2 separate regions of the Homo sapiens genome follow, and region 2 is linked to region 1. A link is a loop called in an ENCODE intact Hi-C map of the cell type or tissue named here. Cell type or tissue: ovary. All regions are shown on one strand. Each heading gives the region's core, and the rest is flanking DNA. Links, peaks and the distances in the headings are about the cores only.

Region 1 (15,665 bases), core at 3,823-6,322:
GCTTGTGGCCTAGCAGCAAGCCCTGGCTGTCCTTGGCTGGGGAGGGAGAAGGAAAAAAGTCAATCACTTCTCATGCAAACTGCAGGCCAATCACAAGGCACAGGACGTGCAAGTCAGGGGAGTGTGGCAGTAGGTTGTGGGAAACAGATCCAAGTTACCCTCCAGAAGACTGGGGTATCAGCACCTAAGGCCCACAGGCCATCTTCAAATACACCTCAGACTTTCCAGAATATAGGTGGCCTCAGGCACTTGCCACACTGCTTAAGGGCTCCTGAGAAGTTGGCCATCTGCCTGCAATGTCCCTTATTTCCTTTTCCATCAAACAAACTCTTACTCATCCTTCAAGGCCTCAGGATGTTTCCCCACTCCAGTATTTTGTCATAAAAATTTTCAAACATACAGCAAAACAGGAAGAATTTTACAGTGAACAGACACCATATGCCTATCACCTAGATTGTACCATTAACATTTTACAGTGACAGCTTTAACACGTACTTCCCATTTATTCATCTTCCTGTCCACATACAATGTTTTCTGGGGATCTCCCACCACCCCACCCTCCTCAAGACTCCCAAAGCATTCAACACACTCCAGTCTGTCATCAGAGCCCCTCTACAAAAACCTCCAGCAAGGGGTGACCAGCCCCCATCTGCACTCCACACAGCAGAAGCCCCGAAACAAAGAGTAGGCCTCAAGGGTGGTTCACTGGATTTAGAGGAGAACCAAACCAGATTCCTCAGTAGACTGCAGGAAGTGTCTCAGAAACATGGCTACAAATACTCCCAGCACCGGCGGCCTGATGGAAGGGAGCAGGGGTTGATGTCAGTCTCCTCAACAGAGCCCTAGCCCCAGCTGGGTGCTGGGGACGAAGCTGCAGGCAGCAAGTAGCCTGTGACTGGATACACTCTCCAAGTCTCCAGTCCTCTCCAGGCCTGCTTCTCCCTGGGTAAAATAAGGGGGCTGCATTCATGAGGAAGTTTTTCTGCAGAAGGCCACTGTCATGCTGCAGCGGCCTCCATGGCACGGGGCCAGGGCAGCTGAGGCTGCTCTGCTTTTCTCGATTTTAAACACTGCCATTCACTGTAAAATTTTATTTGTGGAGGAAAAGGTTCCATACTTTATTTACTTATTTACTTACTTATTTTTTTTTTTTTTTAGATGGGAGTCTCGCTCTGTCGCCCAGCCTGGAGTGCAGTGGCACAATCTCGGCTCACTGCAAGCTCCGCCTCCCGGGTTCATGACATTCTCCTGCCTCAGCCTTCCGAGTAGCTGGGATTACAGGTGCCTGCCACCAAGCCCGGCTAATTTTTTGTATTTTAATAGAGACGGGGTTTTACCATGTTAGTCAGGATGGTTTCAATATCCTGACCTCATGATCTGCCCGCCTTAGCCTCCCAAAGTGCTGGGATTACAGGCGTGAGCCACCACGCCCAGCCATTACTTATTTATTTATTTATTTATTTAATATGTTGAGATGGAGTCTTGCTCTGTCACCCAGGCTGGAGTACGGTGGTACGATCTCAGCTCACTGCAACCTCCGCCTCCCAGGTTCAAGCAATTCTCCTGCCTTAGCCTCCCAAGTAGCTAGGATTACAGGCACCCGCCACCACACCCGGCTAATTTTTGTATTTTTAGTAGAGATGGGGTTTCACCATGTTGGCCAGGCTGGTCTCAAACTCCTGACCTCAAGTGATCCACTTGCCTCAGCTTCCCAAAGTGCTGGGATTACAGGTGTGAGTCACTATGCCTGGCCTCCATTACTTTAAAAAAACGTTTGGAAAGTGTTAGATGATTTCTGAGGCTCTAACATTGTGACCTCAGCTTGGAGGAAGAATGAGCCCCAAGGGCACAGAATGCAGTGATCTCATCAACAGTCAGCACCAGGAACATCTGCTCTGGCCTTGTGTTTGCTGCCTCTTCCCCACAGCCTTCCCACTGGGGTGGTGGGTTAGACAGCTCCCAACCCCACAGGCAGGGCCTCTATGCTCCAATCCTGGAGAAGCATCCTGATGGCTTTCCAAAGAGCTATGCTAAAGACAGGCCCAGAGACTATGACCTGGGGCTTCCACATCAGGGATTTCCAGGGGTCTCTGCACAGAGAAAGCTTTACCATCTCTTGGCTTCAGTCTTTTACACCTGTCTCAAAAAGGAAGAAAAGGCCATGCGTGGTGGCTCACACCTGTAATCTCAGCACTTTGAGAGGCCGAGGTTGGTGGATCACTTGAGGTCACGAGTTCAAGACCAGACTGGCCAACATGGTGAAACCCCATCTCTACTAAAAATACAAAAATTAGCCAGGCATGATGGCAGGTGCCTGTAATCCCAGCTACTCGGGAGGCTGAAGCAGGAGAATCACTTGAACCCAGGAGGCAGAGGTTCAGTAAGCCAAGATCATGGCATTGCACTCCAGCCTGGGTGACAAAGCGAGACTCCTTCTCAAAAAGAAAAAAAGAAAAAAAAAAAAAAAGGACAGAAGGTGAGAAGGTGAAAGGAGGGCCAGATGTTAAAGACTTTTGCTACCACAGTGCCAGCCGGCCACCTGCATGTCCTCTGTGGTGTCATCACAGCCAGACCCTCAGCAGGCTCACTTGGGAGACTTTCCTCTGCTTCCTCCACCTCCAAATCACTCAAAGTGTGATTCTCTTTGGGCCTAAGACACCCAAGAGCCTACTGCTTGCTCAGGTCACCCTTTCCACTGTGCAACAGCCAGGACAGGAATTTCCTAAACGCTGACGACTTCAGCTTTGGCCTTCTCCCATTTCTGGTCCTCAACAGAGGGAAGAACAGCTGGTCACTTGTACAAAAGCCCTCCAACTATTAGAACACCTTGGTAAATATCCTCTTTTTTCTATCTAATTAATCCCAATGCCTTTATCTTTTCTTCAAGGGACATTCTCATCTCTACCTCACGCAACAGTCTTTTAATCATCTTTATGGATTTCCTCTGAGCCCTCCACAAGTTTGAAGGAACACGGAATAAGGTCCTGAAGATCTGTTTTCTGTTGCTGCAAAGATGGGAGGGAGAAAAAAGTCTTTGTTGATGAGAAAGGGGAATAATGAAGCTAAACATGTAGAATAAACTAGATTTCTCTAGAGAAAATGGCCTTGGCCGTTCTGTCTTTGTTGAAATGAGACGCAAGAAGCAAGAGGAGATACACCATCTGCTACTTGGAGAAACGAGGAGGCCTCTGTTATTATCTTATGCTGATGAACGGCCACAGAAGAACATATATTTTTGGCATCATTGTATTAATTAAAAGTTATTCATTGAAGACAAAGCTCAAAAGGCTAAATTGGGAGAGACAGAGGACACTGGATGACATAATCGCAATCTTTAAAGATCCCAGAAAGCCAAACTCAGGCTTTCTGCAGGTAAGGGCATGCACTTTAGCAGGGACAGATGCAGTGTCTTGAATTTCGGGCCCAGACCTAAGGTTCCTTGAACAGGATGACAAAGATAGGCTTAACCACCAGATGAGAAGTGACGCAGCAGGGTTTTCAGCTGATGGAAGCTCTCCATTTTATGTCTGCTTCTTGTGAAGAACTGCCTATCCCTCCCTGTGGTGGGCTGCCAAATGCTGCCAAATGCCACATTTGTTCCATGTGGAGACTGTGCAGTGGGTGGGGCTTATGGCAATCTTCAAATATTTAAGGATCTACCCATGTGAAAGAGGAATTAGTCTTGTTCTAGTGTCTAAGAAGACAGACCAGGATCAAAGTTATAGGGAGCCACACCTTAGATCAATGTGTGAAAGGGCTTTCTAACAATAGTCACGAAAGCTAGGATTTGTGAGGCCTTGCCTAAGCCCAGCCCTGCGCCAGGCACTGCCAAGGTGCAAGTGATCACTCCAGTCTAGAGAGGAGAAGGGGGCCTGGAGACGGCTGGTGACTTACCTGGCATCGCCCAGCTCATCAGTGGGAGGGCAAGGATGGGGAGGCATTAATTCATAGGCCTGTGTAATTTGTATGCCTGCTGTGCTGCTGCCCGAAGTCTAACCAAGATGTCCATTTGAAAGCAAGAGGGCTGCTGTGAACAGCCTGTCACTGGGGACACGCAGAAAGACCCAACAGATAAGATGCTGTGGAAGAAATCTGAACACAGGTGTAGAACTGAACCAACTTCCTGGAAGGTCTCTCCCAACTCAGAGAGTGGAGGATTTGACGCATAGCTCAAGAGGAGGAGTTGCTGTGTTCACTCTGGGCACCCTTCCTTCCTTCTCCTCAGGCGCTCCAGCTACGCTGACAGCACAGGGTGCTAGAGTGGCCTCAGCCTCTCCTCAAATACAGCCACATACCCATGAGTCTGCAGGCAAACAGCTCACACTGCCAAGCTTCCCTGCTGCTCTTGCTTCACTATGGGAAGCTACACCCAAAAGTGCTTTGCGATGTGCAGGAGGCAACCGGGACATAACCTGCCCACAGTTATGATCATCCTAGGGCTGACACCACCAATTATCTCTCTTCCTATTCCCCCCACCTCCTACCCCAGGAATTTATACTTGAACTGGGAGCAGCTTCTGTTGGTGGGAACATCTGGGTTGTTTCCATGGCCTAGCCAGCACTCTCAGCTCTGTATTCTCTGCCCCGAGCACTCTGGCTGCCCTCCAGCTTGATGGAGGGTCCTGGGGACACATTCTGATTCCAGCACTTTCTAAGCAGACAGTGGTATTTCTCCACATGGAAGGTTGGCTGTTCAGTGTGGCTCTGACCCTTGGGAGACCCTGCCTGCTGGCTTTTGACTGCCAGGGGAAGAAGGGGTGGGAAGATGTCGGCAATGGCGGAGGCGTGCAGCCAACCAGCCAGGACGGCTGTGTCTGTTCACGGCTGTCCACAGTGCTGCCCAGCTCCTGAATCTGCTGTTGCTGGAAGGACAGCCTCCCACTGGCACCGAGAGTCATTCCTTTTCTATTTGATTTATAAGATAGCAGTGAGGGCTGGGAGGCTTGGAGTTGGAACAAAACAGAGGGAAGGAAAACGTCATGGGAAGCAACCTATTTTTGAAAGCTGTGAGCTGACGCCAGGAGATTAGGTTCTGTTTGTCTTGGCTGATGGGCTTGTTTAAAAAAAAAAAAAAATCCCAAACCCCCTCTCCCCCCAAAACACGAAGTATTCCTGCTGTCTGGGTCTGCTCTGGCTGTCTGGAAGCATCTTGGCTTTGTTCAACACACCCCCTGCTGCCAGGAGCACGGCTCTATCCAGAGCAAATCCCCCCTGTCAGCAGGAATTCCGACGCTGACACAGCACAAAGCTGCCTCAAGAGGCCTTCTCAGTTTCTGGACTGACCTCAGAATCCTGTGCATCTGGGTAACGCCTGGCCGAACCTTCCTGCAGGCTAGGAATGGAGGCCAATGACAATGCATTCAAGGGAAGCCAGGTCCCCTGGAGTGTGGCACATATTCAGCTGGATCTGCTGAGCTGAGGCAAGCCTGGGCTGATGCAGGTGTGTCAGGAGTGAGGTCTGGGAACTAGGGAGAGGCCACTCAGGACTCCTCACTGGGGCTGGGCCAAGGGTACTTTTCTCAGCTTCAAGAGCAGGCTGGTGTAGTTACATGGAGACAAGTTGTTTCCCGGTCTATTTCCTGCAAAAAGCTGCAAGCTCCAGGGACCACAGCTCATGCACCTCTGTGCCCCTAGGACTGTGTTTTGTGTCAGGCCTGGAACAGGTCTCCACCCACCCTCACCCCCATAAGAGCCGATGGCTTTGGAGTAGGAAGGGGGCACAATAAGCAGCAACTTGGGACCAGGACAGGGCCTTCACAGGCGGCAAGCATGTGCCAGCAGCAGGGTAGAAGGTGTAGCACTTGGGGACCAAGACTGACAACGGAGGGCCAGACACAAATGGCAGTATCAGCAGCAGCAGCAGGTGTATCATGAGAAACTCATGCCAGGTTGCTAAATCAGTCTGGCTCCTGACCTGTTCCCTCAAGCATCTTGCCTCCCATTGAAAAGTGTGTGGGGCCTTGCAGTTCACAGCATCCTTCTTCCACCCTCCAGAAGGTCACTGCTTCTAAGGGCAGTACCACTGACATTTTCTGCAAATGCCAGGGTCATCTGAGGCTGGGTGTGGTGGAGATCTGGGCACTGGCTCTGGACCTGGCTGCCCTGGGAAACAGGCCTGAGGTGGGGGCCTTGACCCTGGTTTCAGGGGTAGACTGCAGGCCGCCCACTCCTGGACCCCATTCTGCCATGCCCCCAGATCCATGGGCTGTCCAGAGGCGGGGAGGCCAGTTTGCAATGGCAAACCACAATATGCCTGGGAATCCTCAGTGTTAGGGAAAAGCATGGGAGCATCACACTTCATCTCAGTCTCAGGACACCTTGGGGGTGAGGTGCCACTACAAGGGCTCCTGTGCACAGTCAAGGTTGAACAGGCCCTCCTGCAAAATGTGATGTTGAGGGACCAAAATACAGAAATAGTACAAGCTCAACTACATTTAAAATAAACCTACAAAAAAGTCAGAAAGAAAATACATCAAAGCACCTACAGTGGTTATTTACAGATGCTTGGGTCAAAGAAAGTTATTTTCTTTTCTGTGCTTTCTTTTTCTTTCTGTGAGCATGTATTCTACAACTGGCATTTTATAATCAGGAAAAAAATGTTATTAAGGAAAATAAAAAAGACAGACAGTGGTACTGGCCTCTGCCTGTCCGTAGGCAACGTGAGGCTGCATGTGTGCTCACATGGACTATCAACAACAGGGCCACTGGACCTGTCCCGCCTTGCCGCTGTGTCCCCGGGTGGGATCCTCCAACAGTGTACGGTGGAAGAGCTGCCACCACAGGCCAAGTGCTTCTGAAAGATGACTCACCTGCAGCAACTCCAGATCAGATGAATCCTCCTGTCCAGGGACCATTTCTGTTAACATCTCAGACATGACTTTTGTGTTTCCTCGAACGACGTCCAGTTCACTCCGCAGCCTGGCAATCTGGTGGGGGCCACGAGGAAGGAAAGCAGGAAGGAAAGGTCAGTCAGCCTGCACTTGCAATATCAGAATCAGCTTGCTCCTAGTCTAGTGACAATCCTTCTCACTGGGAGATCTGGGTTGCCTTTCTGAGTGCACACTGCAGAGGCCACCTTCTCATCTCCCTCTGGCCTGCCTGTCAGCTCTGAGAGAGCTGAATGGGCCCTGCCACCAACAGTCTGTTGTGCCTCTCTGACTGTGACACGAAAGCAGTACCACGTAGTGAAGGGCTCCGTGTCAGGAGTGCACCAAGCTGGCTCTCCGTCTCGGCTCTCCCACCACGGGAACTTGAGTAGAAGCTGAACCTCTCAGGGCTTCCGTTCCTGCTCTTTAAAATCCAAGTGCAGGAGGGCAGGAGCTCTGAGATCCCTTCAGAGCTGAGATCCTATTCTACAAAGCTCTGAGTTATAGACTCTGCTCCTAGGAGTTTTACATCTAAACACTAGGATCCCTCTGAGAGGCTGGGCAGTGTCAATAGCACTTTTCTGCTGCGGCAAGAATGAGAGAACAGGGGAAGACGACAGGGGAGACACCTTCCCCACCCAGCTCCCTACATGGTAACACAGCCCCTTGAAAAATACCCAAGTTGCCCATCAGCGATCCCAAAGCCTGGACCTGGGCCAAGGCCCAAGGCTCCTCTCCAGCAACAGAGACATCATACACTTTCTCCCCTTGCCCTCAGTCCTGTGCCTCAGATCTGCCCCTTCACTCCCTCAACCCCCTCGAAGGATCTGCAGAAACCACAGGGACCTTCCTTGCCCACAGTGAAATATCATAGAAGAATCTGCATAGAGGTGGCTACTGGTCCCATCACTCAGTGACAAGAGACCAAATAACGCTGGACAGAGGTCAAGAACTGCACAGGACACTGGAGGGAGCCCTGGAAGACTCAGCAGCAACATCCAGAGCCGGACCTGAGCCTCTCTGAGCCTTCGTTTCCTCACCTACAGAAAGGTGGCACTAACCTCACCAGGCTGCTGTGAGTTTCCCATGCGGCGCCTGGCATGCAGGTATGCTCTCTACTACACACATACGGCCCTTGTTCCTGCTCAAAGGTCCAGAGAGAGGAACTGTAATGTCATTCTTCCTGCACTGTGACCCAGCTTAAGTGACAACTTCTCTCCCCAGTGAAGCCTTTTCTGACTCTCCCCACCCCATCCTGAGGTAGAAGCAACCACTCCCGCCTCCTCAGGTTCCCACTCGCTGTGCCATCTTCCACTATTGCAGCTGTAGCAGCCTCTCCTGTGTGGGTGGGCTCTCTCAGCAGACCTTTAGCTTCTTAGGGCAGGAACTCAGCTGGGTTGAGCTTTATACCCTCAGCACAGAGACAGGGACAGGAGACCTCAATCAATGGTCTACCAGGGAGATGGTCTGGGTCCTGAGAGGCTCTTGTTAGCCTCTGGCTCTGCCTGGTGGATGATCCAGGGGTTTTCTTCAAAGTCTTGGTAGAGAGAAGAGGTTTCTGGCTAGGAAGGCCCAGGAAGGCTATGGGCAGCCACCCAGTAGACTCTGAAGCCCTGGGTCCTCTTGGCCAGGCTGGGTGCTGACCTGCCTACCTCTGCTTGCATTCTGCTCTCCAAGGGGCAACATGCCTCAGGGCTCCTGTGCTACCTATGCCCAGACCCTGCAGACCCAGCATCTTCTGGCTACTAGGAGGGCCTTCCCAAGCACCTCCCACACTTTGAGTCGGTGAAGGGGCTCAGTAACTGTCCAACTTCAAACATTTTCTGCCTTCCCTCAGAGCAGGAAGGGCACAGTTCTGCCCATAGAAGCAGGGCCAAAAGCCAGAGACCTTCTTTCCCACAGCACTTGGGTAGCCACAATGAGGACCTCTTCCATCTGCCTGTCAAGCCCACAGCTGCCTGGTGGGGTAACAAATCACTTGTTCTACTGATGGGAGACCGGGGTTAAATGTCCTGACTGAAGCCTAGAGTGAGCAGCAGAGCTGGGGGCTCACACCCAGGCCCTGGGGGCTTCAAGTTCACTCCTCCTGCTCTCACCGTACTCCCTGCTCAGAGCTAGCAGGGAAGTGTGAGGAACACGACACAACACTGCCATCCCTACACACACATTGCTATCCCTACACACACATTGCTTGACCCCTCTGCTTCAGTGAGGTTCCACAGTCATGACATTGTCGCAAATAGTAAATAAGGATTTGGTAAATATAAACATTGGAGAGTTTTTTTTTCCCCCAAGTCTGACCAATTCTCAAATTGTAACTAATTGAAGTTCTATGGATTCTTCTAAAGAGCACTCCCCAATTCATCTAAAAAATCCAGTGTGGGGTTAAAACTGCATTAGTTTATCAGGAAGTAACCCGGGAGGGTGGGGAGTGTTTGGGATAAAAGCAGGCTTCTTGTGCTTCAGGAGGGCCTCCCTGATCAGGTCACAGGCCTCTGATGGCTGACTTTTTTTATGGGATAGATCTAAGCCTCTGCATGATAGACAAGCCCGTCACAACTCAGCTGCACGTCTATGCTTTTGGCCTCACATTCTGCCATGGTTTCCTCCCAGATCTGGGCCCTACATATGCGCCTGCTCTCCAATCAAGCCACCTGCTGCTCCGAGAGAGCAGCGTCTGCATCTCTGCATTTAAATGTCATTGCTGAGCATGCGGTCTCACCTGACAAAGCCCAACTCCTGTGTCAGGACCCTCTGCATGTCAGGTCCCCGGTGCCTCCCAGGCACCACTCAACCCTGGGCTCACAACTCTGAGCCCTTGGTTCTGCTCCCCACCACAGCCTGACCACAATCCATCATGACTTCCTCAGCATCTCTCTCCCCTGGGGATTGAGCCCTTCCATCTCTGTGTCCCTAACACCCAGCACAATACCTGGCTTGGGAGGCCTTTGTAAGTGTCTCCCAGAAAGATGAAAAAGGATAGTCAGCTGGCTTGCCTATGGCCCCGAAGTATGCAAGTACCTGTTCTGAATTGGCTGTGATGGGGCCAGTCACACTCAGAGCTGGGGCCTGCGGTGCGGAGTAGGGAGCAGGAGGCGGCGAGGAATAGGAACCAGCACTTGTCCTCTGCTGTGATTGGGACCTGGGCATGGTCGCAGCTGGATCCACTTCAGGGACACTCTGGCATGGCAACAACAAAGTCCTCTGTTTACCTGGGCTGCCTGCATAGCTGGACCTGGTACCTACCCCACCCCATGCAGCACTTCCCCAAGGCTGCCCACGAAAGGCTCAAGGCCCTGCTCCACTGCTGCCCGGGTGAGGTTCACAGAACCCCACTGAGCCCAGGCTCTCCATCTGGGAAGTGGGGCTGCCAATGGCTCCTCCCTCTACTTACCTCTCAAGGAATGTGTGGCAGACCAATGAAAGCAACTCCAAAAGGCAGCACCGAGAGTGCTCTGTGAGCCCTCTGGTCATGGTTCCTATTATTAAGACCACCTCGGGATCCAAGTGGAGGGAGGGCGGTTATTAAGTTTTGCTAATCACAGATCTTTACTTGGTACCATAAGAATTACTTTTTTGGTCTTTACAAGTAGACTAATATAAATAGTAATTATGCAATTTACCAAATGTTTTTTGTAATTATAGGAACAACAACACTGCTCTCTGTCATTATTAGAAGAATGAAACAGGTTATGTTGATTTCACAAAGCATAGCGCGTGGTCTGGAGGGATCATGATGAAAACAGCCTCCAGAAAGGGCAATCCCCTGGGCCAGGTGCGGTGGCTTACGCCTGTAATCTCAGCACTTTGGGAGGACGAGGCGGGTGGATCACAAGGTCAGGAGATAGAGACCATCCTGGCTAACACAATGAAACCCTGTCTCTACTAAAAATACAAAAAATTAGCCAGGCATGGTGGCGGTCACCTGTAGTCCCAGCTACTCAGGAGGCTGAGGCAGGAGAATGGCGTGAACCCAGAAGGCGGAGCGTGCAGTGAGCCAAGATTGTGCCAGTGCACTCCAGCCTGGGCGACACAGCAAGACTCCGACTCAAAAAAAAGAGAAAGGGCAATCCCTCATGCTTGCCCTTTGGGTATCTCAGATGACCTCTTGCACATTAAAATTAAGTCGTGTTCCTACGAGAGATGTGCACAGGTGTGCTATCCTTCTCAGAGATGGGCAGTGGGGGCAGGCAAGGTGAAGTGTACTGGGATGAGGTGCCTCTCCCAGACCCTGGTGCTTTCCTGGCTCTCCCCCAGGCTAGGAGTGGAGTTGATTCCCAGCCAGTAGAGGGACTAGCTTCCTTGAGAAACCATGAGGCATGACCTACATGCTTTTAACCCTGAAGTGCCAAGCTGCCCCCTCCACGGTGCTCAAGTTACTGTTGGCACTGCAAAAGCTTTGGTGGGATGCCCCTAAAGGGACCTTCCCAGGGCTTTGATCCCAAGGCTGATGGAATCAAGGATTGAATCCAGAATCAATTCTGGATTGATGCTGAATACTCACAGCTCAAAATAAATTTTAGATCCATTTGACTTGGTACAATTGAAAAAACAGAAAGCTACTTTTTGACCCAAGAGTGACATCAAGCCCTGAGGTGCTATGGTGCTCTGAGGGACAACAGGATTCCCACACCAGATTCTAGGGGCCTCTGAAAAGCAGGTGCTAATGACCCTCACAGGATGGCTCCGCCCAAGTAGCCATTTCCATGAAAACCCTGAACTGATCCCTTTATTATATTCTTCCACAGACACTGCTGCCACTTAATCACCAGTCAACCAGCTGTCTCACTCCTGCATGCCCCTTGTTATTAAAAAGGAATGCCCCCGAGCTTTAAGAAAGCATGATGACAAGCTGAATAATTCAAAGGCAGCAGCAGAAGGGTGGCTGCAGCAGCTTGGCTCACCCGTTCTGCAGTAGGTCTTTCTAGAAAGTGCCAGCTGGAAGCTTACCCGCTGTGGTGTGTGTATGGGAGACAGAGCGTCCAAGTCTGCCATGGGAAATTCAACCCCTTTCCTCTTCAGCTCCTCATATATGTGCACAACGCCGGTGAGATCAGGACTGCTTCGAAAGGCATCAGCCCATGCCTGGGATAATAGAAGGCCTGTTAGGAAGCATTTCTCAGAGCTGCCATGGTATCTGAAAATCCAAAGTGGCCCACGTCCTCTCCCCGAGACCAGTGCTCTCCTACTTGCACATGCAAATTGCACTGGCTAAACCTATTCTGTTCCTCTCCTTCCGCAACTGCTGCCACGACACAGCTGGTGAAACCCTGGCTTTCAATGGTGCTGCTGAGCGTGAACAAAAACACAAAACTTAATTTAGCATGTATTTCCTTGGAGAAGAGACAGAGAAATAACACCTATGCACGGTGGTGCATCCTAAAAAGCAGGAATTTCCCTAATGGCAAGGAAATCAATTGCTGGGGCTGTTCAGCTGCAGGGAGTGGAAGCTGGAGCCTTGTCAGCTCAGCAGGGTGCCTGCCCTCTGTGCGGGAGCACCTCTGCCCTGAAAGCTTCTACTGGTGGAGTTGGGAACCGGCAACAAATTGAGCAGAAAGGAAAGGAGAAATTGATGTGTGACATGAAGTAAAGGCTAACTACAGGTTTCCTCAGATCAGAGACAACTAATGCTGAGCTTGTCTAGCCTAGCTCTGTCTAGCGCTGCTGCCAGTAGGTGAGATGACTGTGGTTCAAGGGAAGAAGAGCCCATTGGGAGCTAGACCCAGGCCAGACTGGGGAGTTCACCCCCAGGGGTCCTTTTCCCAGACCCAAGCTTCTTTCATGATGTCCGCTGCCAAAAATGTCAGCACATGTGTGCCCAAATCGAAAAATCCCAAGAAAAGCACAATCACCAGATTCCCTTCAGTGAAAACATATCACAGAGAGGAAAGAGCAAAAATTCAAGTAGATTATCATTTCTGTTGACTCATGAAACTTAAAAATTAAAAAAAAAATTCTGGGCTGGGTGCGGTGGCTCATGCCTGTAATCCCAGCACTTTGAGAGGCCGAGGCGGACGGATCACGAGGTCAGGAGATCAAGACCATCCTGGCTAACACAGTGAAACCCCATCTCTACTAAAAATACAAAAAAATTAGCTGGGCGTGGTGGCGGGTGCCTGTAGTCCCAGCTACTCAGGAGGCTGAGGCAGGAGAATGGTGTGAATCCGGGAGGCAGAGCTTGCAGTGAGCTGAGATGGCGCCACTGCACTCCAGCATGGGCGACAGAGCAAGACTCCGTCTCAAAAAAAAAAAAAAAAAAAAAAAAATTCTGTTCTTTGGAAGTCTTGGACTGTATCAAAAACAGAATACTCAAAGGCCTTCCCAGAAATGGCCCTTCTCATGCTGTCCCATTCACCATACATACCCAAAGGAGGAGGCAGAGCCTCCTGTGCCCATGACTCCATTGCCAAGTCTGTCATTGTCACAGAATTTAACTGTCTCCCTCACTCCAGCAATGTGGTACAACCAATCCTGAGGCAGCCACAGAAACTCTGTCTCTAACCAACAGACCCATTTGAAGTTAAAAGGTCAGTTTCCAAAAAGCCTCCTTAATTATGACTGATGCATCTCACCAGGAACAGTACTGTCAGCCCGGCTTTCCCTGATGCACTTATTTAATTTGCATGCTCAGGGATTTAAAACTACTGGATCAGGACAGCCCCTCTTGGCCAACACTCCTTCTGGATTCTGAGGAGGGCCAAAGAAAGTGCCTCACAGAGCACTGTCTGGAAGGCCCAGCTGGAGGAGAGTAGGTTGCCCGTAGGGAGTGCCTCTGGCCCCGCCCCCACCAGCTGCGCTGGCTGCCTCCACCTGGTTCAAAATCCAGCTAAGTCCTGTGACGCCAACCTCAAAATGCCCTAGCATTTTAGTTTAGGGTGTTGACTTTAGGGTCTAAAAACCAGTTTCACAGCCCACTGTCGGAGGCTGGGGAAAAAACACATGGCAGTTCTTCCTGGCACCACTTCATGCCTTTGTACATGGAGTACCAACAGCTCCAGGGATTCCTTTCAATTCATCTAGCTCTCTACCCAAGCCAAATTTGAGATAATAGGAATAAAGATGAAAGAACTATGGCTCTTCTCTCCAGTTGGAGGATACTTCTTCGGGTCCACTTTCTAAGGCACTCTGCTTCCATGTTCACAGAGACAGACTGGAGTGGGAGGGAAATGCACACCCAAGTTGGGCCAATCAGATGCTCCTCCTTCCAGGAACTCAGCAGCACTAGAAGCTGGGATGTTCTCACTGGGTAGGCAGAACTGTCCTCTGTAACTCCAGGGCCATGTGCCAGCACAGGACTGGAAGCAGAGACAGCCTATGTTCTCCAGAAGGAGCAGCTAGAGTGCTCGGAGGTGCAGGCGTACAGGAGAGGATTTGGAAGGCCTTCCTGATATTTTCTGTCCCTTCCCAGGGCGGGGTGACCTGGACTTCTGGGAGACTCTGCCCTGTCATGACAAACTCTTCTCTTTGCCTAGGCAAGCTGGAGTTGGCATCTGTTATTTGCGATCAAGTAGTCTTGGCTAATCTACCCGCTTCCTACCTGCCACAATTCCAACCCTTATCTGGGACCTCTGTGCAGACTGGATGAGATGGCTGCTAACAGAGCAGATATTCATGATGGCAATCTCTATTGAATAGGATTCTCATGCCAACAGAGGAAAAAATGGGGTGCAGGGGCGCCTCTGAATAAATGCAGCTCTGGGTGTCTCTCATCTCTGGGTGTCTCCCATTCATATGTGAAAACGTACAGATGGGAGACATCCAGAGATGCCATGTGTCCCTAGCATCTTCTTGGGACATGCCTCAATAATTGGGCATGGGTCAGAGCTGTCCCCCAGGCTGGAGTACAATGGTGGTGCCATCTCAGCTCACTGCAACCTCTGCCTCCGGGCTCAAGCAATCCTCCCACTTTAGCCTCCAGAGTAGCTGGGACTATAAGCATGTGCCACCATACCTGGCTAATTTTTGTATTTTTTGTAGAAATGGGGTTTCATCATGTGGCCTAGGCTGGTCTTGAACTCCTGGACTCAAGGGATTCACCCACCTTGGCTTCCCAAAGTGCTGGGATTACAGACATGAGCCAACTGCGCCCAGCCCAGACACCTTTTGAAGGCAGACACCGAGTCTCTCACCCGTGTACAGAGAAGGCAGTCAGTCAACATTTATCAGGTTAAACTGAATTCAGTTCTCACAGTTACTAAGCATCCTTATTTTCCTACTTCAGAGAACAGAGGAAAGATGGCCACTTAGGCTGTCAACAGACTGAAGTGACAGTGACAAAGGAGGGGTGCTGGAAGGCTGACCCAGCTGAGAATACTCCCTAGAGAAGATGTGGCAAGCCTCAGGAGGTCTGGCCACTCTTGGAGTGCTTAACCTGAAGCCTGAGAGCAGCACTGAGGGTGGGGGAGGCTGCCCCCTCTTAAAGCTGCCTTTTCAGAAAGCAAAGTGATGCAGCGGTGTGAGCACACTCTGAGGGCCTGTCACAGGAGCTAGCTGGTTAATGGCCAAGTGGTCAGTTCACTGGAAGCCTTCTTTTCCTGCCTGTGGCTACAAGATTAGGGGCTTGGAAGACCCAGAGGAAGGTCTAATGAGGAGAAAAAAGGAAAGAGATCAATTCAGATCTCCTTCATTCCTTTGGACCGTATACAAAACCCCAGAATAAAACCAGAAACAAACATAAACCATAACCTATTCATTTCTGTATCCCTGAAAGTTTTGACAAAGCTTTGAATCATCAAATTTCAGACCAATAAACCATTGCTGATTTAAACTATGGGCTCTGGGATGCCTTTGGATAGAAGG
Region 2 (15,665 bases), core at 4,916-7,415, 140 kb after region 1:
ACAATCTCCACCTCCCAGGTTCAAGTGATTCTCCTGCCTCAGCCTCCCGAGTAGCTGGGATTACAGGCATGCGCCACCATGCCCAGCTAATTTTGTATTTTTAGTAGAGATGGGGTTTCTCCATGTTGGTCAGGCTGGTCTCAAACTCCTGACCTCAGGTAATCTGCCCGCCTCAGCCTCCCAAAGTGCTGGGATTACAGGCGTGAGCCGCCACGCCAGGCCTAGGATGAGGTTTTAAAGATTATGCCAGTGCAGAAGCAGACCTGCCCCAGCCAGCGCAGCAGGTTCAAGGCGTTTGTTGCCATCAGGGATTACAATGGCCGTGTCACTCTGGGTGTTAAGTGCTCCAAGGAAGCAGCCACTGCTGTCAGAGGGATCACTGTCCTGACCAAGCTCTCTACTGTCCCCGTGCAGAGGCCACTGGGGGACCAAGATTGCAAGCCCCACACTGTCCCTTGCAAGATGACAGGCTGCTGCGGCTCTGTGCTGCTGCACCTTATTCCTGCACCCAGGGGCACTGGCATCCTCTTGGCCTCTGTGCCCAAGAAGATGCTGCTGATGTCCAGTATTGACAACTGCTACACCTCAGCCAGGAGCTGCAGTGCCACCCTGGGCAACTTTGCCAAGGCCACCTTTGATGCCATCTCCAAGACCTATAGCTACCTGCCCCCTGACCTCTGGGAGGAGACTGTGTTCACCAAGTCTTCCTCTCAGTAATTCACTGACCATCTTGTCAAGACCCACACCAGAGTCTCTGTGTGGAGGACTCAGGCTTCAGCTGTGGCTACAACACAGGGTTTTGTTTTGAGATGGAGCCTTGCTCTATCGCCCAGGCTGGAGTGCAGTGGTGCAGTCCTGGCTCACTGCAACCTCCACCACCTGGGTTCACATGATCCTCCTACCTCAGCCTCCCGAGTACCTGGGACTACAAGCGCACACCACCATGCCTGGTTAATTTTTTGTATTTTTAGTAGAGATGGGGTTTTACCAATGTTGGCCGGCCAGGCTGGTCTCAAACTCCTGACCTCAAGTGATCCGCCCACCTTGGCTTCCCAAAGTAACACAGGGTTTTTATATAAGAAAAATAAAGTGAATTAAGCCTGTTTAAAACAAACAAAAACACAGATACATAAACCAATGAAACAGAATAGAGAACTCAGAAATTAATCTATATATTTACAGCCAACTGATTTTTGACAAAAGCGCCAAGAACACTCACTGGGGAAAAGACAGTCTCTTCAATAGATTTTGCTGGGAAAACTGGATATCCATATGCAGAAGAATGAAACTAGATTCCCATCTCTCACTCTATACAAAAATCAACTAAAAATGGATCTAAGACCTACATGTAAGACCTGAAACTGGCAGGGCGCAGTGGCTCATGCCTGTAATCCCAGCACTTTGGGAGCCTGAGACAGACAGGTCGCTGGAGCTCATGAGTTGGAGACCAGCCTGGGCAACATGGCAAAGACCCACCTCTCTATAAAAAATACAAAAATTAGCTGGGCATGGTGGTACCTGCCTATAGTCCCAGCTACTCAGGATGCTGAGGTGGGAGGATGGCTTGAGCCCAGGAGGTGGAGGTTGTAGTGAGCTGAAATTGCACCACTGCACTCCAGCCTGAGCAATAGAGCCAGACTTTGTCTCAGAAGAAAAAAAAAAAGACCTGAAACTATAAAATGACCAGAAGAAAACAAGAGAAATGCTTTAGGACATTGGCCTGGGAAAAAATTTTATGAATAAGACCTCAAAAGCACAGACAACAAAAGCAAAAATAAATGGAATATATCAAACTATAAATCTTCTGCACAGCAAATGAAACAACAGAGTGAAAAGACACCCTACACAATGTGACAAAATATTTGCAAACTACTTATCTGACAGGGTATTAATATCCAGAATATACAATGAACTCTAACATCTCAATAGCAAAAAAACAAACAATTCAATTAAAAACATCTGAACAGATGTTTCTCAAAAGAAGACATACAAATGGCCAACAAATACATTAAAAACTTTTCAGCATCACTAGTTATCAGGGAAATGCAAATAAGAACCAGAATGAGGCATCATCTCACCCCACTTAGGATGATAATTATCAAAAAGACAAAAAATAACAAATGCTGGTGAGGATGCAAAGAAAAAGGAACTCATATACTGTAAGTAAGAATGTAAACTAGGACAGCCACTAGGAAGAACATTGTGGAGGGCCCTCAAAAACTACAAACAGAACTATCATATGATCCAGCAATCTCACTACTGAGCATTTGTCTAAAGGAAAGGAAATCACTATATTGAAAACATATCTGCACCCATGTTTACTGCAGCACTGTTCGCAATAACAAGATACAGAATCAACCTAGGTGTCCAACAACAGATGACTGGATAAAGAAAATGTGGTACCTATACACAATGGAATACTATTCAGCCATAAAAAAAGAATGAAATCCATGGCAACATGGATGGAACTGGAGGACATTATGTTAAGTGAAATAAGCCAGGAACAGAAAGTTAAACACCTCATGTTCTCACTCATATGCCGAAGCTAAAAAAGTTGATCTCATAGAAGTAAAAACAAGAACAGAGGCTTCTAGAGACTGGGAAGGGTAGAGAGATGGAGGAATAGGGAGAGATTTGTTAAAGGATATACCAAATTACAGCTAGATAGGGGGAATAAGTTCTAGTGTTCTATACCACTATGGGATGACTATAGTTGACAATAATATAGTTTCAAATAGCTAAAAGGAGGATATTGAATGTTCTCAACACAAAGAAATGATAAATGTTTGAGACGGATATGCTAATACCCTGATCTGATCACTATACATGATAGGTGTTGAAACATCACTATGTACCCCATCAATATGTACAGTTATTTGTCAATTTTTTTAATGCCAATTTTTTTTTTTTTTTTTGAGGTGGAGTTTCACTGTTGTTGCCCAGGCTGTAGTGCAGTGGTGCAATCTTGGCTCACTGCAACCTCGGCCTCCCAGGTTCAAGCTATCCTCCTGCCTTAGCCTTCCAAGTAGATGGGATTACAGGCACCCGCCACCATGCCCAGCTAATTTTTGTATTTTTATTCACCATATTGGCCAGGCTGGTCTTGAACTCCTGACTGAGGTGATCCACCCACCTTCCCGCCTTGGCCTCCCAAAGTGCTGAGATTACAGGCATGTGACACCGTGCCCGGCCAGTGCCAACGTGTTTAAACAAAGAAGTTGCTTTGAAAGAAATGTGTCTTTACAGCCACAAGGACCACAGAGCAGGGCAACAGCTCAAAAAAGACTCAGGAATACCTGTTTGCACAGCCCCTGCCTCCACCCTAGTGCTTTCAACCTGCAGAAACTGGAGAGGGATCTGGAATATTCTACCCATAAAAACTATTCTAAGAGGGAAAATTGAAGTAGCCACCACTCTAGGCCACCCAAAGTCCAGAAACAACTTGTAACTCACATTTCAAAACAATTCCCTTAAACCCAGTTTCCTTTTGTTTTCATTTTACAAATGTCACACAGTTTTTCATAACCAATTCTAATCATGTATGTTTCTAAGCAGATTTCAGTTTCTGTTGCTTCTCACAGCTTTTGAAGCTGTTTTCTACATATTCAAACTCTGAGGGGTATGATTTCTCTGCCTGGCTTAGAGCTCCACTATGACCCACCTTTTAGAATGAAGGATGAGAACCTTTTCGTGATGGGTTGACACTGTGGTTGTAGTTATCTCTAAAATAACCAGGACACCCACTCCTAAGCACACTGCCAAGGCTCACCGAAAACAGGCTTTACACACCTTTGAACCATTCCCAGAGCCTGGCCTGGGACCTTGTACACACATGGAAAGAACTTAATAATTTCTTGACATTTCTCCCTTGTGACTGTGCTAATTGGTCCCCCAGACACCCCATTCCACATATCAGCTAACCTGGCTTTTCCCACATGAGATTATGTGGAAAATCAGCATCCCACAAGACATTAACAGGCATTACTCTGAAGTCTGTAGCCAAAAAAGTTGGAAAACCAAGAGAGACAAAGCTTAAAGGGTTTATTTTCCACAGGACTTTGTAGAGCCTTCAGAATACTTTGTGCCCAGCAAATCTTTAGGAGGGGCCTAGGATGTGCTGGCTTTCCCAAATGTATTTGACCAAAGAATACTTTTTTTGGCAGAAATATTAACATCTTAAGATTGCACAGAACGTTTTAGAGACCATTAAGTTAACTGCCACTACAGGAAAGAACAAAAAATGCACACTCCACTTGCAAATCCTCCCTGCAATACAGAGCATTCAGGTGCTCTGCCTTACCAAGCGCCTCTGCTTCAAGGTGGAAGCAACTGCTTACTGAGTGCTTCAGTGGCCTTGCCCTGCTCTGGGAAATGACTCCATTTCAACCATCCCAGGCAACAATAGCCACAGTGTCAACACCTAGAACCAGTGAGGCCTATTAGAAGGTGGTTGTTTCTAACAACTTTTTACAAGACAGCAAAGTCAGGAACAAGAGAAGGCAGAAGGATACTCCAAATGGAATCCAAAGTTTGGTTTTGTTGACATGAGTGGCAGTGGAGAGACAACTGTGGGGTGAACACCCATGAGTTTGTAGGGCCTGCTGTCTTCAGAGCAGCCTCGAGACCCTCAGCCAGCCTCATGCTTCCACCCAGCAGGCAGAGGTTTTGGGCAAGTTAGACTTGAGAGTAATTGAGAGAGAAGCATTGTGAGAACAGATGTCCTGGGTGAGGTGCCCCCTGGGCAGCCATCTGCCTTCACCCTGGAGGAAACATGCTTCCAGCGGGGACTGCAAAGTAACACCCTGGTTGGCCCTTTCCCCACAACACCTGCCCTGTGCAGTTGGGGAAGCGGCTGTCACAGATGAATTCACAGATGAATCGGCAGAGTGCGCTGATACAAAGGTGGGCTCTGCTCTGAGTGTGGCCTGCACAGCCAGGGGACTTCCAAATGCTCCTTCTCTGTTCAGCTCCCTTTGTGTTCACGGTATAATGACACACACTTTCTCATTGGATTCTTTTCACTCACCAGCTTTTTGTCGATAAAGATACGATTGTTAATGCTGTCGGGGCATCGCACGACATCCACCTCCTGAAGATTGACAATCGAGAAGATGAGCTGGTGACCAGAATCAACTCTTGGTGTACACGTTTAATAGACAGGGTGAGTCAATCCCAAGCCATCCTAGCAGGCTGGATGAACTTTTCTAGCTGACATGGAAATCCTCCCTAGGTAGTGGATAGAATTTTCATTAAGGAATGAAATGAAGGAAGAAATAAAATTAAGGATTATAGAATTCCACACTGAAGACAACATTGCCCAGAGACTTTAAAACCCATGGGCTTCATCATTTTCCTAATTCCTACCTCAAATATACAGAGATCAGCAGAACCTGGGGAGGCGCTGAAGCAAATGAGGTTTGCAGATCTAAAGGAACTATTTTCCCCTTCCCTCAAACTGGATTCAGTGAAAGATATTAACCAATGATCTGATGTAAGGAATCGGGCTTTGGTTTCACTCCTCAGATTCACAAGGATGAGATCATGAGGAACCGCAAGCGCGTGAAGGAGATCAATCAGTACATCGACCACATGCAGAGCGAACTGGACAACCTGGAATGTGGCGACATCCTAGACTAGATGAATGTCAGCCACAGGAGCTTCTTCAAAACATAGCACCAGCCCCAGCCAGGAGAAGGAAGTGCACACGCCTCACCCGCACCTCTAGAGAGTTGCTGGGCATCTCTCAACCGCGATCCCCAACACCATTCTTCCCCCACCCCTGGAAAAACTTCCAAAAGTAGAGAAAATAAAGGACTCATTTCACATTTCCCCTACTCATAAAAAAAAAAAAAAAATCAGCTGGGTGCGGTGGTTCACGTCTGTAATCCCAGCACTTTGGGAGGCCGAGGCATGCAGATCACGAGGTCAGGAGTTCGAGACCAGCCTGACCAACATGGTGAAACCTTGTCTCTACTAAAAATACAAAAATTAGCCAGATGTGGTAGCGTGCACCTGTAATCCCAGCTACTCAGGAGGCTGAGGCAGGAGAATCACTTGAACCTGGGAGGCGGAGGTTGCAGTGAGCCAAGATCGCACCACTGCACTCCAGCCTGGGCGACAGAGCGAGACTTCGTCTCAAAAAAAAAAAAAAAAAAAAAAAAAAAAAAAAAAAAATGTTCATGTAGGAACAAGAGAAAGAGTTTGAGATGAACAGCCGGTCCCAGGCCAGCTGACAGAGCAACTCCCAAGGGCACTGCCATCAGCTAGATTCTTGGCTGTGGCATAAAGTCAGACACGTGCCCCTGCCGTTTCCCCTGCCATGCCTAGGCAGGCTGCCAGCCACAGGCAAAAGGAGGCCGGTGTGGGCTAAGACCTTCTCTGCTCTGGGTGCTGAGGGGCAGGGAAGCAGGAGGAGAGGCTGCAGCTCCCACCACAGTGCTGGGGCCTGGGCCTGCCCACCAAGGCTGAGGTTAGCCACAAGGACCTGAGGACCCTCCAGAAGAGCAGAGTGCAGGCAGGGCATCCCAGCTCCACCATGTCACCCCCGCAGCCCTGGTGTCATCTGTGACAGTACCTCACAGTGCCTTCGAGGAACAGTTCAGGGAGACAGTGCATGGGAAGCGTGGAGAGGCACCCAGCATGCGATCAGTGCCCTGTGAGCAGGGTTGATGCCATTACCTTACTCAGGCTGGCAAGGACACAGGGCTGAGAGAGCCTGTCTGCCTGAGAACCACTCTTCCCCCCTGCCCTCTTACTGGCCTGACACCAGAAAGTAGCGCCTGCCTCCTGGGACACTAGAGGTGGCTATGTCAGGAGGACCCTTAGGACTCCTGGGTGGGAGATGAGCGGAAACATGCACATCAGGTGACCTTGTCAAGCCTGTCCAGGCTTTTAGCCCAGAAACAACTTCTATTTTCTACTTTCTAGAGTAAATCATTTGTTTTAGAACAGTAGGAACAAATAGAAACAACCAGCTTAGACCACAATTGTTTCAAAAGATTGTTTGATTAAAAGCCAGCCAAAAAAAAGCCTTCAGGCTGAGGCTGAAGAACACAAATAGAGTTGTCTGTGGATTACATGATTGTTTCCCCAGTGCAAGGTTCCTGACCACAGGCAGCAGATATCCAAACACGCCATGGGAGATAAGCTGTTTAACCCTCTGGAACCTAGACAAAACAGGAAGAATGGAGAAGTGCAGAGGCATACGTGAAAACAGGGCTCAGCACATTTCCAGGGTGGAGAAATATTTAATAAAATCAGAGTCGAGAGAAAGTCACTTGCACAATTCATCTCCTACATTCACTGCTGGCCAGGCCAGGGGCACCTGGGTTGAAATCAGGCTGACCTCCGGACAGCCGTACTAGCGCACTGTGTCTCGGGGGGAATCTCAGGGTGACGCTGAGGCCGAGTCCCCAAAAGCCAAGGAAGCCAGCCCCACAGGCTGGGGAGCCCTGAAGGCCGGGGGAGCTGTGGCTGCACTGCCTCTATCCTGCTGAGTGTGCTCTGCCCAGGCCTCACTCCTTCAGGAGCTTGTGCTTGACTGTGGTGCTCTCGGAGCAGAGATGGATGAAGAGGGTGCCGGCGGCGGTGCGGGCCCGCAGCTCCTGCAGCTCATAGTCATGGGCCCACTCAATGTTGCCCCACTTCTGGATCTGAGGGAAGGACAAGACAAGTTGCTGGGTGAGTGGCCAGTGCCTGGCTGCCTCCTGACCAAAGCCACGTTCCATTCCAATAGGTTGGCTGAGGGCAACAGGTTTGTATCTTGCCAAAACACATGAGACATGCCTAGGGGGAGGTGGCAGGTAAGAACACCCAGGTACGCCAGACACGGTGGCTCACGCCTGTAATCCCAGCACTCTGGGAGACCGAGGCAGGAAGACTGCTTGAATCCAGGAGTTCAAGACCAGCCTGGGCAAATATGGTGCAACCTCGCCTCTACAAAAAGGTTTAAAAATTAGCTGGGTGTGGTGGGGGTGCACCTGTAGTCCCAGCTATTTGAGAGACTGAGGTAGGAGGACTGCTTTGAGCCCAGGAGGCTGAAGCTGCAGTAAGCCAAGATCACACCGCTGCACTCCCACTTGGGCAACAGAGCAAGACCCTGTCTCAAAAACACCACACACACACACACACACACACACACACACACACACACCCCACCACCCCACCCCCAGGGAGCCGGAGCAGGCACCTGTGCTCTCTGTGGCATGGATGGTCTGGAAGAAGTGCAGTCCAGGCCCAGGCCCAGGGCCAGTGGCTGCCCACCCACCACTGGGCAGGCTGGGTACCAGAACCACCCATGTGACTTCTTTGAGGAGGCCTTATGTGCCATCCCTTCTCCTACACTTCCTCCCAGAAAGCCTGTGAATGGACAGCCTCTCCAAGTTGCCTTGCCATGCTGGGCTACAAGTGCCCCCCAGCGCCATGTGGGTGGAATAACTAAATCAAGTAAGGCCACGCAGTGGCTTCAACTCTGACTCTTGTGGTAGTCACAGAACTACAGATGCCTCTGCTCTGCACACTGGGGACAAGTTGCAGATTCTCTGTCTGGAGCTCTAAAAACAAGAGGGAGGAACGCTCAGACACACGATGTGGCTGTCCAGACAGTGTAAGTCCAACCAAACCTTGCTGGCTCCTCCCTGGCTAGTTGCCCAAGAGGCCTGGCCTGGCCGCCCCAGCTCATCCAGGAACTCAGAATCCACCATGCTACACAAGCTATTTGAACTTCTGGGCTGCCTGGTCCCAAACTGTACAATTGTAATATGTCATCTGAAGAGTATTCCATACTTTCATTGTATACCATCACATACATAATTCAGGTTATTCCTCTGTTTGTAGAGGATCGAAACCAAAGTTCAGAGAATGATGGCCTGGCTTGGGTCCCATAGTCAGAAGCAGAGCCCAGACTGGCTTCCCACCAGCCCTACAAGTCACCCCCTTCCTATGTAATCAGTTCTGACATCCAGAGAATAGTAGCGGGCCTCCTTTGTTATACAAAAATAGTTTTTTCCCTGGCATTTTTCTGAGCAGAAGACTACAAGAACTAGGGAAATACATCACAAAAAGTTTTGTGTTTTTTTGTTTGTTTGTTTTTACCATATTAGGGACCAATTCATAATAGCAATTAACCTTCTGAGGTTGGTGGAATAACAATAAAAAGACTGCAAAGATGGCTATAATTTTCAGAGTTAAAAAATGCAAACCATACTGTGGCAAAACCTTAATTCTGAGCCCACTAAATCAAAACTTGTATACAAACAGCAGCTACCCCTATGCTCCTCTGCCAGCCAGATAAAATGTCAGGGTATGAAGGCTCAGCTGATGAAGGAGCACAAACGGGTTCTCAGTCATCTTGGCAGGGCCTGTTCTGCAGGCTTTATCAAGCCCAGATGGTCTTTATCCACCCGTGAACCTCCTTGTGCAGAGTGAGGCCTGACGGCCTTGGCCCTAAAATCACCAGACCTGGCTTCAAACCCCAGCTGGCACATTTTCCAGAGGTGCAACCTTGCACCTCCATTTCCTTCTGTGTAAAACAGAGATAACCACAGCTCCTACCTGCCCAGGCTGCTGAGAGGAGGTGAGATGGATACAATGCAGGAACACAGCGGTAGCACTTACTGTTATTTTTTTATTGTTATTATCTTACCTTTTTTTTTTTTTTTTTTGAGACAGGGTCTCACTCTGTCACCCAGGCTAGAATGCAGTGGCACAATCCTGGCTCACTACAACCTCCACCTCCCAGGTTCAAGCAATCCTCCCACGTCAGCTTCCCAAGTAGCTGAGACTACAGGTGCTAATTTTTGTATTTTTGTAGAGAGAGGGTTTTGCCATGTTGCCCAGGCTGGTCTCAAACTCCTGACCTCAAATGATCCATCCTCCTCAGCCACCCAAAGTGCTGGGATTACAGGTGTGAACCACCATGCCAGGCCTACTTGACAATACTTCTGCTGGTCCTTGATTTTGATTTCTGCGTGTACATAAAAGTAATAAAAGCCAAGTATGCATAACTATATTTCAGATGGGTTAGCTGCTCCCCCAAAGTGAGTCTGAACTAGGAAGGGGGAGGCGGGACCTGAGGTGCTGCTCCTCACCTGGTACTCCTCCTCCAGGCGTGACAGCAGCACGGCCTGCTCCACTGTCAGGCGCAGGTCAATCAGGCCCAAGGTTAGCACCATGGACTTGAGCTGGGCAGCTACAAACTCAATCCCTGCAGGGACACAAGCCAAGTCAGAACCCAAAACAGGGCAGCTGCCACAACCTACCCCTTGTGAGTCCCAGCAGCCCTAGCAGAGAACAGGAGTGAGTGGTGCAAAGAGCCATCCAGCGATTGTCCCACTCTTCTGAAAGAGCACTCTGGTCTTCCCTGGGGGTGATCCTCCTCTGCTCTTACCTAGTGAGACACATGACCCGAACTTGGCAAATCAGAGCTTTCCGCACCCAGTCTAGTGATTGGTTCATGGATGGACATGTGACCCAAGCCAGGGCAATGAGATTGAACTCAAGACTTCTGCTGGCGAAGTCGAAGGTGGAAAGGTGTGAGCCTAGAGCGTAGAGTGATTGGCTAGCATCAGAGCCACCCAGCCTCCACACTCAGCTAGCCCAGAACACTCTGTGCCTCTCCACTCACAGGACCTGGGGAGGGGCAAGTACAGGCTTCAGACACTGATGGCCTTCACAGCCACCTGCCAAGCCCACAAGAAACTCCATACATGCCTTGTAAAGCCCATGTGTTGTAAGATGCCAGGTGGCTGACGAGCACCTCCCGAGTTTTGGCAGGGATGCTGGGTCCCATTATGCTGGTGGAGGAGCTGATCTCCACGCCGTATCTGAAAGGAAAAGGGCTTCGGCATGTCTCTGTCATGCTGTAGCCCAAGAGCAGCCCACCTTTTGACTAGAAACAAAGGCCTAAGCTTCAGAGCATGTGTGTGCATTGGCCAAGGAGCTAGTCTTGACTACAGGAGCAACTGCCACCATGGTCAGTGGCCTCCCGACCTGATTTTCTGTCCCTCAAAAGCAAACTTGGAGGACCAAGAAACTGTGCTGAATGAAGGGATGGTTCCTGAGTCATGTGAGCTAGGGCTCGGTTATACGCAGCTGCCTGAAATGCTCATTCATTCACCTGGAATCTCCATCAAAAGGCCATCTGCCTTTTACATCTCTTTAAAGTTTTTCACATTTGAGGACATATAAAAGTTAAAAACAATATTTAAAATGGTTTTCCTTAAAATAATGTTTATGTCATATATCATGGAGGTTTTCTTTTTTATTGAGACAGGGTCTCGCTCTGTCACTCAAGCTGGAGTGCGCTGGCATGATCTTGACTCACTGCAGCCTTGACCTCCTAGGCTCAAGCGATCCTCCCACCTCAGTCTCCCAAGTAGCTGGGACTACAGGCATGTGCCACCACACCTAGCTAATTTTTTTTGTAGAGACAGAGTTTCACCATGTTGCTCGAGCTGGTCTCAAACGCCTGGACTCACGCGATCTGCCAACCTCAGCCTCCCAAAGTGTTGGGATTACAGCCATGAGCCACCATGACCAGTCAGCAGTCATTTTTTCAAACTTTTTTTTTTTTTTTTTTTTTTGAGATGAAGTCTTTCTTGCTTTCTACCCCAGGCTGAAGTGCAGTGGCATGATCTCGGCTCACTGCGACCTCCGCCTCCTGACCTCTGCGCCTGGCTGAGAAGATACATTTTCAAGAATAATCATAACTAAATAAAACAGAAAAACACAATGGGGGATAAAAATAATTTTTGTAATTTTCTTCCATATATCACTGATTTTTTTCTGTTGCTTAAAAAAATCCGGCTGGGGCCGGGCGCGGTGGCTCATGCCTGTAATCCCAGCACTTTGGGAGGCCGAGGCGGGCGGATCACGAGGTCAGGAGATTGAGACCATCCTGGCTAACACGGTGAGACGCCGTCTCTACTAAAAATACAAAAAAAATTAGCCGGGTGTAGATGGTGCATGCCTGTAGTCCCAGCTACTTGGGAGGCTGAGGCAGGAAAATGGCATAAAACCTGGGAGGCGGAGCTTGCAGTGAGCTGAGATCACGCCACTGCACTCCAGCCTGGGTGACAGAGCGAGACTCCTTTCAAAAAAAAAAAAAAAAAAATCCTGCTGGGTGCAGTGGCTCACACCTATAATCCCAGCACTTCAGGAGAATGAGGTGGGCAATCACTTGAGGTCAGGAGTTCGAGACCAGCCTGGCCAACATGGTGAAACCCCATCTCTACTAAAAACACAAAAATTAGCTGGGCGTGGTGGGCGCCTGTAATCCCAGCTACTTGAGAGGCTGAGGCACGAGAATCGTTTAAACCCAAGAGGTGGAGGTTACAGTGAGCCAAGATCGCATCACTGCACTCCAGCCTGGGCGACAGAGCGAGACTCCATCTCAAGAAAGAAAAAATAAAAAATCCTTGCTGAAATTCCTAATAGTACAAATGGACTGTAAGAAATGGCTAAGTTTTTCTATAAACTCTTAAGGATGAGGTATTTCCTGCCACAAGAATCTGATGATTTTATACTATAGCAAAGATCTCTAGGCACCTAAATTATTATTACATTTCATTAGATTCTGAAATGACACTGTTTTGTCACATTCCCACATAGTATTGTAGTCTGGTCTTTAGAGCACTGCCTTTGCCTTCTCTTTTAAGACCCAAGGACACCTGCCACATTGTGAGCATCGGGCAGCATGTGGCAAATCAGTGAACTGATTGGTAACATCACTTTTGTGGAAAACTGCTATACCAAGAAATGTGCCTTGCAAGCTTAGAAAATACCACAGTCAAGGTAGTACCATGAAAGCCAGCCCTTCCAAATTTCCCTTGGGATCAAATGAAATTGAATTTATTTTGCCACCACATCAATAATCCATTCAACTTTGCACTCAAGAGTCTTCCTATTAAAGAAAAATATTTCATATCAATTCCTGGAAGCTACATATCCATTGGATGTTACCCGTAATTTTGCAGGAAGCTATCCAGACTTTTCTCCAAGTGCATACATATCGTATATGTTGTTCTGTTATTTTATTTAATAGTACAGCAATTGTGACAAAGATTAAAATCACTGCCAAAATTTGAACATTTACTGTGTGCTAATAAGCAGGATGCTAAGCCTTTACATGCATCAATTCATTTATTCCTCCTCAAACCCTGAGAGGTAGGGATTATTAGCCCCATTTATAGACAAGAAAATTGAAGCTCAGAGAGATCAACTCATTAGCCAAGTCACACAGCTGAGTCTTCAGCAGAGCTGGGATTCAAACCGACACTGCTGCTCTGACCCGCTGGCAGAAGGTGGCCTGGGAACTCCACTGCTTCTCCAAGGACACAGAGCTGCCCCTACACTTCATGAACCGCTACAGCAGGTGTGCTGTACCTAGTGGCTGAAATTAAATTTGAGGTGCTTTTTTCCCAGGATGACCCTATCCCTGATCATATGAGGGGAGCCAAATCCCACGAGTGCTCTGAAATCAGAAAGCTGACTAGCTAAGGGCACTAGTTTTCCAGCGTGACCCCCTGACCCCTACACTCCACCAAACGCAGGTGCCCAGTCAGTGCTTTCTGCAGGGCTGTACATCTTACCTTTTCTCAGCCCATTCGATGATTGGATCCCACTCATTCCTTTGAAGTTCCACTAATGTCTCGGGCTCCTCCACCCTGTAGCTAATTCATTGTAAAAATAACCTTCATTAATAAAAAAGTACAATTCCTTCATTCAGTGATAGAAAAGGAAAAACACAAAGGACAACAGCAAAAACTTCACCACCACCATCCCAGCCCCACAAGTCTTTTCCCCTAAAGCAGTGGTTCTCAAAGTGTGGCCCTGGCACCAGCATCGCCTGGGAACTTGTTAGAAATACACATTCTCAGGTTGCATGCCTACAGAAATCAGAACCTCTGGAGGGGGGCCCAGCAATCTGTTTTAACAAGCCCTCTAGGGGATTCTAGTGTAAGCTTGAGTTTGAGAACCACTACCCTAAATGCCCCCAAATATTTGACAGGTCCAAGCTTGCCACACTGTTACTGCCATCCTAAAGCAGATCCAATCTACTAACTGCAACCCTGGGTCCACACCCGCTTGACCCAGATGCTGAATGGGAATGCTGTGCCAGATGCTCAGTCTTTGCATCTCTACCCTCACCCCCTCCAAGAGACTGTGCCCCTGGTCACAGACCAAATAGCCTGTTTATACCTCATAAGTCCACCCACCTCCTGGCTACAGATGCAGCTGCTGGCACAGATGCCAGACCTGATGGGACCAAGCTAGAGGTCAGGCTGTGCCATTTGTTTGACCAAGAGACACAGACATGAGCCAGTTGAGAGGAGCTGAGCTGCAGGGCCTCATGGGATGGGAATCCAAGTGGGCACTATGGAAATCCACTGTCTTGTGTAAGCAAAGTGGGGAAGAGAGGTCATGAGTTATGCAGGAAAAGCTGGGGTGCTGGGAGGGGCAGATGGACAACCAGCCTTTCCTCCCTCACCTTCCTCTCACCCTAGTAGGGCACAGGGAGGAGCTCTGACATTGGATCTTCCAGCTACCTTTCCTGGTGACCCAACTGTCCTTCATTTCCTGTCAGGATCCCTGTATAGTTTTCAAGAATCCCCTTTTTGTCTGAGCTAGGTTGAATGGGTTTCTGCTCCCTGCAATCAAGTGAACCCTAATATAAATGGAGTGGGCGTTCCCACTAGCTATGGGTCACCCCCTTCGAAAGCACGCCTCCAGCCATCAGTGCTGACTTCCTGTGTCATCGTGAGATGACTCAGGATCCTAGAGCACTTGGGCTAGCAGGCACGGTGCTGCTCAATCATTTCCATTGTTTCTCAACTTTCCTTTGGCATCACTGAACAATTAGCCAAGAAACATAGACACAGAGGAGAATTCAGAACTGGAGAAGGACACTCCTAGTTATCAGCATCCATAGTGCCAAGGATGCTTTACCTGAGAAAGTGTCGGTGGGCAGAAGTTTAAGGTCACAGGCCCCCCTAGGCCTAAGGGGCCTGTGGTCACGGCACCTGCAAGAGCTGCATAACCACCCTCCCAGCCTAAGGAGCAGCTTCTGGGCTAGAGAAGAGGGGTGGCCATGTTCTGACACCATTGTAGCCCGAGGAGTCCTCCTCCTAAGGGGCTACAGAGCAGCCAAGTGCCAAAGTCAAGTGGGCCACCTTCCTTGTCCTTGCAATAAATGGAGAGGGTTTCTTCTTCCACTGATAACCATCTGGGCAAATCAGGAAAAATAGCCTCAATCCAAGGGGAATGCCCATCTAAATGTCCATTACCAGATGGTGTCGGTGTCCAGAAACTTCACGGCTGCCCGGATCAGCTGATCCTTGTTTCTCTGGGTTGGGTTGTCCAATGATGTGTTGCACAATGTGGTCTGAATCAAAGGCAAAAACCACCCTGTCACTGCCTGCGGGGCTCAGGCAAAAGCCCTGCTTTCCTGAGGACACCACATCTGACACATAGCAGACAGCACCACAGCACAGCCCTCCACCAGAGGCGTCTGCATTACCGGAGCAGCAGCACAGCTACTGAGAGTGTGCCACAACCAGGCTCCATGCCAAATGCTTTGTGTTGACGCTCACAGGACTCGAGGGAAGCTTGCAGCAGCCCCAGGATTAGTGAACCTCCCCCATGGTCACATGCCTTTTATTACCAGG

Evidence for each region. Hi-C counts contacts between places; a loop is a spot of excess contacts. Peaks named below come from ENCODE experiments on the same cell type or tissue, not always from the same donor. Only the 100,000 strongest peaks of a DNase experiment are listed, where the experiment ranks them.
Region 2: a loop joins it to region 1, with 2.5 times the contacts of the local background. A loop is called at or near these places in 7 of 110 quality-filtered maps.

Annotation. Positions count from the first base shown.
Region 1 is chr17:17,872,818-17,888,482 of GRCh38, forward strand. It overlaps TOM1L2 (target of myb1 like 2 membrane trafficking protein), which reads right to left. Exons shown (of 15, transcript NM_001082968.2): 5 at 11,817-11,951; 6 at 9,888-10,046; 7 at 6,810-6,926. Among named protein-coding and RNA genes, the nearest start is that of SREBF1, 44 kb to the left of the region's middle. RefSeq lists enhancers at 2,922-4,121, 4,482-5,203, 11,242-12,003, 12,004-12,763. In ovary, for the core only: no CTCF peak of the experiment used is centred there; DNase peaks (open chromatin) are centred at 4,334, 4,924 and 5,204; H3K27ac peaks cover 2,408 bases.
Region 2 is chr17:18,011,035-18,026,699 of GRCh38, forward strand. DRC3 (dynein regulatory complex subunit 3) reads left to right here. Exons shown (of 14, transcript NM_031294.4): 13 at 5,030-5,161; 14 at 5,524-5,855. The coding sequence ends at 5,637. ATPAF2 (ATP synthase mitochondrial F1 complex assembly factor 2) reads right to left here. Exons shown (of 8, transcript NM_145691.4): 4 at 15,285-15,382; 5 at 13,590-13,670; 6 at 10,711-10,823; 7 at 10,089-10,204; 8 at 6,987-7,652. The coding sequence ends at 7,515. It also overlaps the pseudogene LOC100419436. Among named protein-coding and RNA genes, the nearest start is that of ATPAF2, 20 kb to the right of the region's middle. RefSeq lists silencers at 6,121-6,415, 11,343-11,506. In ovary, for the core only: no CTCF peak of the experiment used is centred there; a DNase peak (open chromatin) is centred at 6,277.